2 separate regions of the Mus musculus genome follow, and region 2 is linked to region 1. The links are chromatin loops, found by intact Hi-C in ENCODE. Cell type or tissue: heart. All regions are shown on one strand.

Evidence for each region. Hi-C counts contacts between places; a loop is a spot of excess contacts. Peaks named below come from ENCODE experiments on the same cell type or tissue, not always from the same donor. Only the 100,000 strongest peaks of a DNase experiment are listed, where the experiment ranks them.
Region 2: it touches region 1 in a loop (4-fold over the local background); 1 of 42 quality-filtered maps calls a loop at or near these places.

Annotation. Positions count from the first base shown.
Region 1 is chr7:16,172,594-16,176,593 of GRCm38, reverse strand. Meis3 (Meis homeobox 3) reads right to left here and starts at 1,199. Exons shown (of 13, transcript NM_008627.4): 1 at 1,027-1,199. The coding sequence starts at 1,038. In heart, a CTCF peak has its summit at 1,515 (motif pointing right); a DNase peak (open chromatin) is centred at 1,283; H3K4me3 peaks cover 2,387 bases; H3K27ac peaks cover 2,498 bases; H3K27me3 peaks cover 497 bases.
Region 2 is chr7:16,127,371-16,131,370 of GRCm38, reverse strand. Kptn (kaptin) reads right to left here. Exons shown (of 12, transcript NM_133727.2): 12 at 3,855-4,000. It overlaps Slc8a2 (solute carrier family 8 (sodium/calcium exchanger), member 2), which reads right to left and starts at 1,545. Exons shown (of 10, transcript NM_148946.3): 1 at 950-1,545. In heart, no CTCF peak of the experiment used is centred here; DNase peaks (open chromatin) are centred at 1,790 and 1,870; H3K4me3 peaks cover 2,297 bases; H3K27ac peaks cover 1,893 bases; H3K27me3 peaks cover 472 bases.

The DNA.
Region 1 (4,000 bases):
CCACACAGAGTTGGGCACACAGCCGACATGCACATGCATGTGATACATATGCACATGTATGCTATAGGGTAGGTTCTCCAGAGCATGCAGGCTTAGAGCACTACACCCCGAATTGCAAGAGACAACTACACACACACACACGCACACACACACAGAGAGAGAGAGAGAGAGAGAGAGAGAGAGAGAGAGAGAGAGAGAGAGAGAGAGAAACATTCACATATACTTACACAGAGAGACAGAGACAGAGACAGACAGACAGTCAGTCAGTCAGTCAGAGCGCACCTAGCACCAAGTTGGAATTGAATGAATGAGGAAATGAAAGACATTTAGCACAATCAGACAACAGTCAATAAATACATTTGGGGGAGGGTAACCCTATTCTACCATGCAAACAGTCCCAACCAGAAACAAGAGTATAGGAGCCAGATTTCTGGGTCCTCCTGTTACGGAATCACAATGGGGCAGCAGGACCTTTGATCTCCAGGTAGAAGACGGTTCTTAGCAGTGGGGAGACTGGGGCGCCAAGAGGCAAAGGGCTCACTGGTATGAGGCAGAGGGTCCTGTGTTCTCCAGCCGACCTGGGCGCACTGGGCCATCTGGGTGGCTGTCACTCCTCTTTTGCTTCCGCAGGCTAACTTCTCTAAGCATCCTGAAGTGAATTCACCTGCTCCCAGCTGCCCACCGTGAACCCAGACGATGGGGTCTTTACCTCCTGCCAGGTTCGTCTCCAAACCTCCCTACACTCAGGGCTCGCATCTCTCCCCTGCTCTCCCTTGTCTGGCAGCTTGGTGAGATGTCCCACCCCTAACCCCAGGGTGGGTCTCAGACAACAGAAGCCTGGGGAAAAGCAGACAGGAAGAGGGTAGAGATGGGGAAGACCCAAGAGATAGAGGGAGTAGGGGAGGGGGGGTGAGGGGGAGAGAGTGACAGAGAGGAATAGAGGGAGGGGCAGAAGGAACTCTAAGGGGCAAAAAGGGACATTTAGAGGCAGAAAGAGGCTCAGGGCGGGACGGCACAGTCACCTACCCTCCGGGCCATGAGCCGGCGCCGCCTGTCCTGGGCTCGGGAGGTCACGGCCTGGAGCTCATCGCGGCAGGAGGTCCCCGAGGTCCCCGCCGGGTGCCAGGGTCTCCGAGTGGCCAAGACCCGCGGATCGCGGCCGAGGGTGGCGGCGGCTCCTCCGCTCACACGGGCCCGGCCTGTGTCACATCCGGAAGTTCACGCGGAGACGCTTAACCCGCTGTCTGCCGGAGCGGGGCCTCCTCCCGAGCGGCCCCTCTCCTGTCTTGTCCCTCCCCTCTCCTCTGAGTCCCCTCCTCCCTCTCCTTCTCTGCCTCCCCTTCTTCCCTCCGTGCTGTCCCCTCCCTCCTCCTCTCCTCTTCCTGGACTCCAGGTCTGCCTCCACCCACCTTGGCCTTTGTATGTCAGATTCGCGGGGTCTTGTGTCTGGAGCTTCCCGCGGTCCCCACCCTCCCTCTTGGTCCTCACTGCTTCTTGCTCTCTCCCTGCCTGGCCGCCAGGGGTCTGCAGTAGCTTTTTGCCCCTCCTCTCTGGTCACTCTTCTGTCTCTGTCTCTCCTGTCTAACCATGAGACGGGATTAAAGCAAACCAGGCACAGGAAAGAACCAAGCTTATATTTTCGTTTGTCTTCTTGCTCCGTTTCTGTCCCTTGTCTCCCCTGGGGGGACAAGGGGGCTGTCGGCCCGAGGCTCCAGTGTGTGTCTAGAAGTGGCAAAGTATTGAGCTGCTGTGCTTCCCTCAGGGATGTGTGTGCCTCTGTCCTTCTGAGCCCTGTGTTCAGGAAGGCCCTTAGCCTGGATGAAGCCCTCTCAGCTGCCCCTAGGGGAGCAGCCTGGGACCTCCGAGCCTTGCGGGGGTGGGAGGGTGGGGGTGGGGTGGGGTGTAAATCGTGGGTCTAGCCACTGAGGCGGTGCAGACAAAAGCTGTCAGTCAAACCCCAAGACAAGCTTTGGAGTGAAATTCCAGTGGCAAAAAGTAATTGTGCCGGGTGTGTGTGGTACTCAGGGAGACTGAGGCAGGAGGAGCATGAGTTGGATGCAAGCCTGCTTATACGGTAAGATTCTGTCTCCAAAAACCAGAGGAAAAGAGGAGGATGTGGGTTGGGGGAGGAAGAGGAAGGAAGGAAAGAAAGGGAACCTGAGAAAGGGACAGAGAAGGGAACAGAATCAGAGAGAGAGAGAGAGAGAGAGAGAGAGAGAGAGAGAGAGAGAGAGAGAGAGAGAGAGAGAGAGAGCGCAGAGAGTGGAGGCAGCTGAGAGCCTGCTCACTGACTCTCTCACTGTTGGTGGTGTGAGCCCCGCTGGGCTAGCTGGAGGTACATTTTATGACTCCCATAAACAGGCCTCGCACTCCTTCATCTTCTCTGCTGGAAATAAAACAAAAGCCAGGGCAGGGGTGACAGGTGGGGAGGGCCTGAGAGGCTATGGAGGAGGGAGGACCCTGCTTCTTCTCAGCTCCTCTTATTGTCCTGAGTGTGCCCCTCTTTCTCCTCACCCTGTTCTGTCACCTGGGACACCCACAGATCCTGATGGAGTCCAGACCTTTCTCTAACATGCCTTTCACTCTCTGCAACAAACCAGGGCTCTAGATTTCAGGGGGCCTTGCCTGACTGTGGGCTTATCACACTGAGTGGGGTCCCCCTTCAGGTTTCCCCACTTTGGCCCTTTGAGGCTGGCGGGGAGTGGGGTTAGCTACACACATGTACCCCAACATAGGTACTGTGAGGTAGAAGATTAATCGAAGTAACTTTCAATTAAATGTGTAAAGACCCTGCCAGCTCTTCCCTCCCTGACTACCCTCATTGGAGATTTGTGGAGGGGAACACAGCAGTCTAGGGTCACAGCATTGATTTGTGTCTTGGGGCAGTCACCTTTGTCCTCATGGGACTGGATTTTTGGGTAGGGGGATGGCAGGGTCTCATGTGACCCAGGGTAACAAACTCTCTATGCAGTAAAGGGTGACCTTGATGCATGATCTTCCTGCCTCCCGAGTGCTAGGATTCATTGCTGTGCCCGATTCAGAAGCTGAGCCTGAGCCAGGGAGCCACCTCACTCAGTCTAAGGTGGAAGGAGGGAAAGGGGTGGACAGAGAAGGGCATGAGGGCGTGGTGGTGACAGAAATAAGAGGATGTGTGTGCCCACAGAGAGCTGGCTGCTGTTACTCTGAACAAGAACAATCTAACAGTTCCCAGCAAGAAGCAGGGGCTAGGGCTCGTGGGCATAAATCTTTTTAATTAATGAAAGGGACTAGTGGGGGGAAGATGGAGAGTGTCTGGGTGAGAAATTGATAGGAGAGGCGGTGACTTCGGGAAGGAGGCTGGCAGAGCTCACACGCCCCAGTCTAACACATCTGCATATATTTGCACATGTGTGCCTGCACATGTACACACACACACACACACACACACACACACACACACACACACACACACACACACTCTGTGTATGTGCACAATCTCTGGCCTGTTCTCCCCTGAGCTCTAGCCAACTTGATATGGTTATTTCCCTAACATGATGCTGGGACCCTTTCTCTGGGACAGGAGGGGCTGTGGCAGCCAGAGGGGGCTTATTGACTAGTGTCCCCTCTGGGAGGGTGGTGTTTGGGCCACTCTACATGCATCTGGATGGAGCTGGGGAACTGTGCTGGGCTCTGCTTGTGTAGCTGCTTGGGACTGCTCCTGTGTGACCCCACTTAACCCAGGGAAGGGCCCCAGACTGCATCCAGCACCAGCCCTGGCTGAGAGCATGGAGGCCCCTAAGTCTTCCTAGCTCAGACTCTCCTACCTGGCCTCAAGCCATGGGGACTGTGACTATGTATCGATTATACCCTCAAGGTTCTCAAGGGAATCCCAGAACCTCCTTTCTGTCTCTTCCTCTCTTTCTTTCTCTCCAACTGTCAGTCTGCCTCTGTTTCTGTCTCTCTCTGACTCTCTCCCCCTCCCTGGTGTGTGTGTGTGTGTGTGTGTGTGTGTGTGTGTGTG
Region 2 (4,000 bases), 45 kb after region 1:
CACACACACACACACACACACACACACACTACTCTTTCCATCAACCACACAGGGCCCCACCACACACACAGTTGCAGATTGCAGACTAAACTGAGACCAGTAGGGAGAGAAAGGACTTGGTCAAGTCAGAGGCAGAACACAAATGTGGCATTAAGGCGTGGAGCTCCTAACCCAGTGATCTTTTAAGCCATCTGGAATCCCCACGCGCCTTCCACGCAGGGCGGGTATCTTGTAGGCAGAAAGCTCACCCCAGCTCTGGCCCAGGTGTTGGTTAGCACCTCGCCTACCTTCTCTGGAGCCCTTCCCGAGGGAAGGAAAACGTCAGGCTGAGCCCCTTTGTAGAGTCCCCAGAAGGTTTCTGCTTTCCCACCCAACCTCGCTGTGAAGGTGTGAGGCTGGAGGAAGTGAGACTGTGAGAAGGACCTGTCTAGCCTGATCTTAGAACAGTGCCCAGGAGTAGCACAGTGCCTCAGAGTTGTCCAAAGAATGAATGGACAGTGAGAGATATGGGAGTTAGACTTTGGAAGGACTGGTCAAATGTTATTACACTGGTTAGGCTGTAGGCAGGACCAGTCTCAGAAAGTCAAGGTTGAGAGGATGGAGAGACCTGGGCTAAAATGGGGTGAGGAGGAGTTGGGGGCACTTCAGGCCCTCGGGGGAGTCCACACTGCGGGGAATCTGCCTCCTCCAGGTTCCCCGTGCATCAGGGGCGGAGACAGAGGTGTGTGGGTGTGAGTTGGCTGCAGGCAGAGGGAGAAGAGGGAGGGGAGAGACAGACCCAGGTGCCCAGAGACGGACAGACAGACATACACCATACACATGGCGCACGCTGAAAGCGGAGCAGCCAGGACTCAGAGCCAGGGCTCAGAAAGCCCCCGCACTTGACGATGCGGCGCAGCCTGGATTCCCGCAACCCCAGAGGCTCCGGACGGCCACGCCGGGCTCTTACCTGCCTTGCGGCCGGGCCGGTCCCCGCTGGGCCCCCGCGGTGGGCGCCTCCGCCCGAGGAGAAAAGGGAGAAAGAGGGAGAGGAGCCGGGGACTGAGGGAGAGCAGGGAGGAGGGAGGAGAGGGGATGCGAGGAGGGGAACCGGGAAGGGGCCGGGAGGAGGGCGGAGCCCAGGGGAGGGGGCGGGGACAGAGAAAAGGGGGGAGTTGAGAGAGCAGCCCCGGAGAGGGGGCTAGACTGGAGAGGTAGGGGAATACAGCTTGGGAGGAGGCCGGGGGAAGGGGGCGGGGACAGAGGAACTGGGGCGGGGGAATCAGCCGTTAAGAGAGTCTAGGCTGAAGGAGGGAGTTGCCGCTGACGGGAGGGGGTGGGACAAGTGAGCTGGGGAAAGGACCACCAGGAGGTGGGAGAGAGGAAATTTAGGCAGGGTGGTGTGTGGGAACAGGGTAGTTGTGGGTTGGAGGACAGGGACAGCCTGGAAGAGGGAGGAGTTGAAGGAGGAGAGAGAGTGGGCACAGGGGAGCTGGGGAAAGGACCACCAGGAGGAGGGATATAGTCGCTGGAGGAAAAGAGGAGCCAGGAGAGGGTAGGGTTTATGGGAGGGAGTGAGGCCTGGGAGCTCAGACTAGAGAACCGCCGAGGGAGGAGCCAATATGAGGAGGCGTGACCAGGGGCGGGGCTACAGAACAGAGACTATGCCCTGCAAAGGGGCAGGAGGGAGGAGCCCGGAAAGGGGCGTAGCCAAGGAAGCTAGTGGGTGGTAGAGGGGCTTGGCAGGGCTGGGGCTGCAGGTTGCCCAATCTTGGGGTTCAGCACTAGAATCCGAGGACAGCGATGGAGGGCGCAAGTTCGTACACCAGTCTGTGCTGTGGTATCCCAGTCCCTCTCTTTGATCACACACGCATAGCAACCCCTCCATACAAGGGCCCAGAGATGTAGTCATTGCTACAAATAGCCACAGGCTGGCAGACCTGGGGGAAGTGGGGGAAGGAATGTCGGGAGGCAGATCTTTCCAAGTTCACAGGCTCAGCCTGCTCAGAGCACCTTACAGAAGACAGGGAACTGCTACCAGAGTGCCCAGGTACGACAAGAACCATTCCCTCTGCCCCTGCCACGCCAAAACACGGTCTCACTCCCAATCCCCAGAGGTAGATGTTGTTAGCTCCATTTTGACATTACGAGGGGGAAACTGAGGCAGCAACTGTGGCTTCAGGTTCTGTATCTTTACCGCATGCTGTACTGCCTCTTGGCTCGCAAGGCAAGGAAGGATCAAGATCACCCAGTGTGGCGGCACACATCTGTTTGATCCCCATACTCAGGGGGCTGAGACAGGAGGATGGCTGAGTTCCAAGCCATCCCCATAGCAAGACCTAGATCAAAACAGTTTTGGGGGAGGGGGCTGATGATGTGGACCAGTTGGTAGCATGTTTGCCAAACATGCACTAAGCCTGGGCTCTGCCCTCAGTACAGTATACACTATGCATGGTGGTGCATGCCTGCAATCCCAGCAATCAAGAAGTGGAGGTGAATCAGGAGTTGAAGGTTACCCTTGGCTAGAGGCCAGCTTTAGCTACATAAGACCCCTTCTTAACTTCCCCCCAACTGCCAAGTCCTAAGCCAAACGTCCTAGGATTCTGAAGCCTTCAGGTGGTTGACTACAACTAGGTGCACAGGTGCAAGCACTCATGCCTGCAAGTGCACACATGCACACACCTCAGGATGTGTGCATCACTCGCCTTCCCATCACTACCCTCAGGACAAACGCCACTCCAGGCTCCCTCTTTCTAGAGGACAGGTGACAGGTGCTGAGCACAAAATGGTACAACAGGAAGAGAAGGCTGGCTTTGCCAGCAGCGTGCCCGCTGCCAGCTCTGGAGGGACACTCTTGGGCCTGCTGCCAGGAGAGGGAAATTCCAACTCCCTGAAGCTTCCCACGCTTCGGCCTGGCTTTTGGAAGTTGGAGCCTGGGAAGTCAGGATCTTGGCATCTGATGTCCTTTGCAGTGCAGGAGGGTGGTCAGATTTACAGGTGGACTTCCCTAGCAGGAGTGACAGCTACCTACCCAACCCCACAAACACATATTCCTCCAAGGAAGCGTCCAGGCCCCACCCCCAGCCTGGAGTCCCTCTCTAATATTTTACCAACCCTACAGACCCCAATTCTATTCCTGGTTAGGGGTTGGGGAAGCAACATTTTCTCTGGGCTAAATTCCTCTGGGCCTTGGGTTAGAGACTCTGATGGAACCATGGGGGTGGTGACTACTCTTGTCTCTCCGATCCTTTTGGGCTGTTTAGCTGAGCCCCAATACCTACTTGAGCACAGTATCTCCTTGGGCCTGTCTGCCTTGGTCTAGCTTTGACACTCCACACCAGAATCTATGCTCACTTACTTTGTTAGCCTTGGTCCATGACCAGTCTAATCCCTTTTCTTTCAAGACCAGCCCCCTCCTAAATGGACCAGTAACAGGATCACTTCTTCTCTGGGGCTGAGGGGGTCTGCAGAGGCCTTACTGGGTTCACTGGAGATGCTGAAAATCCCCAAAGATTCCCTAGTCTCCATGGGTCTCCCAGGGGACCCGACAGAGCCTGAAGCCCCTGGTGAGTTCTCACTTGCCCCTCAGTGCTGACTCCTTGTCTGTGGCCTTATTCATCCTAGGTTGAGACAATGAACCTCAGTGGCATTTGTCTGGGACTCTACTTCCTGAGTTTAGCTCACCAGAGCAGAGAATGGCTCCATAGTTTTCAAAAATGCACCCTCCACACACTGTAACTTTCTTTCTTTTCTCTGGGTCTAACCTAGGAATCTCTGCGAAGTCCTCCTCCTCCTCAGTTCTTTGAGAGTGAATTAAACATTGTAGAACCTGGCACACAGTAAGTACTTGATAGATGCTTGCCAGACAAAGGAAATTAAGACAGCCAGGACAGCTTTGTTGCTCTGAATGTGTAAATGGTCCTCAGGGACCAACACCTGATGGGAGCAGAGGTTGGCTGAGAACATCCCTTTTCAAATGGCTCAGACAGGAGTTATCAGCTAGGGTCACACAGCACACCAG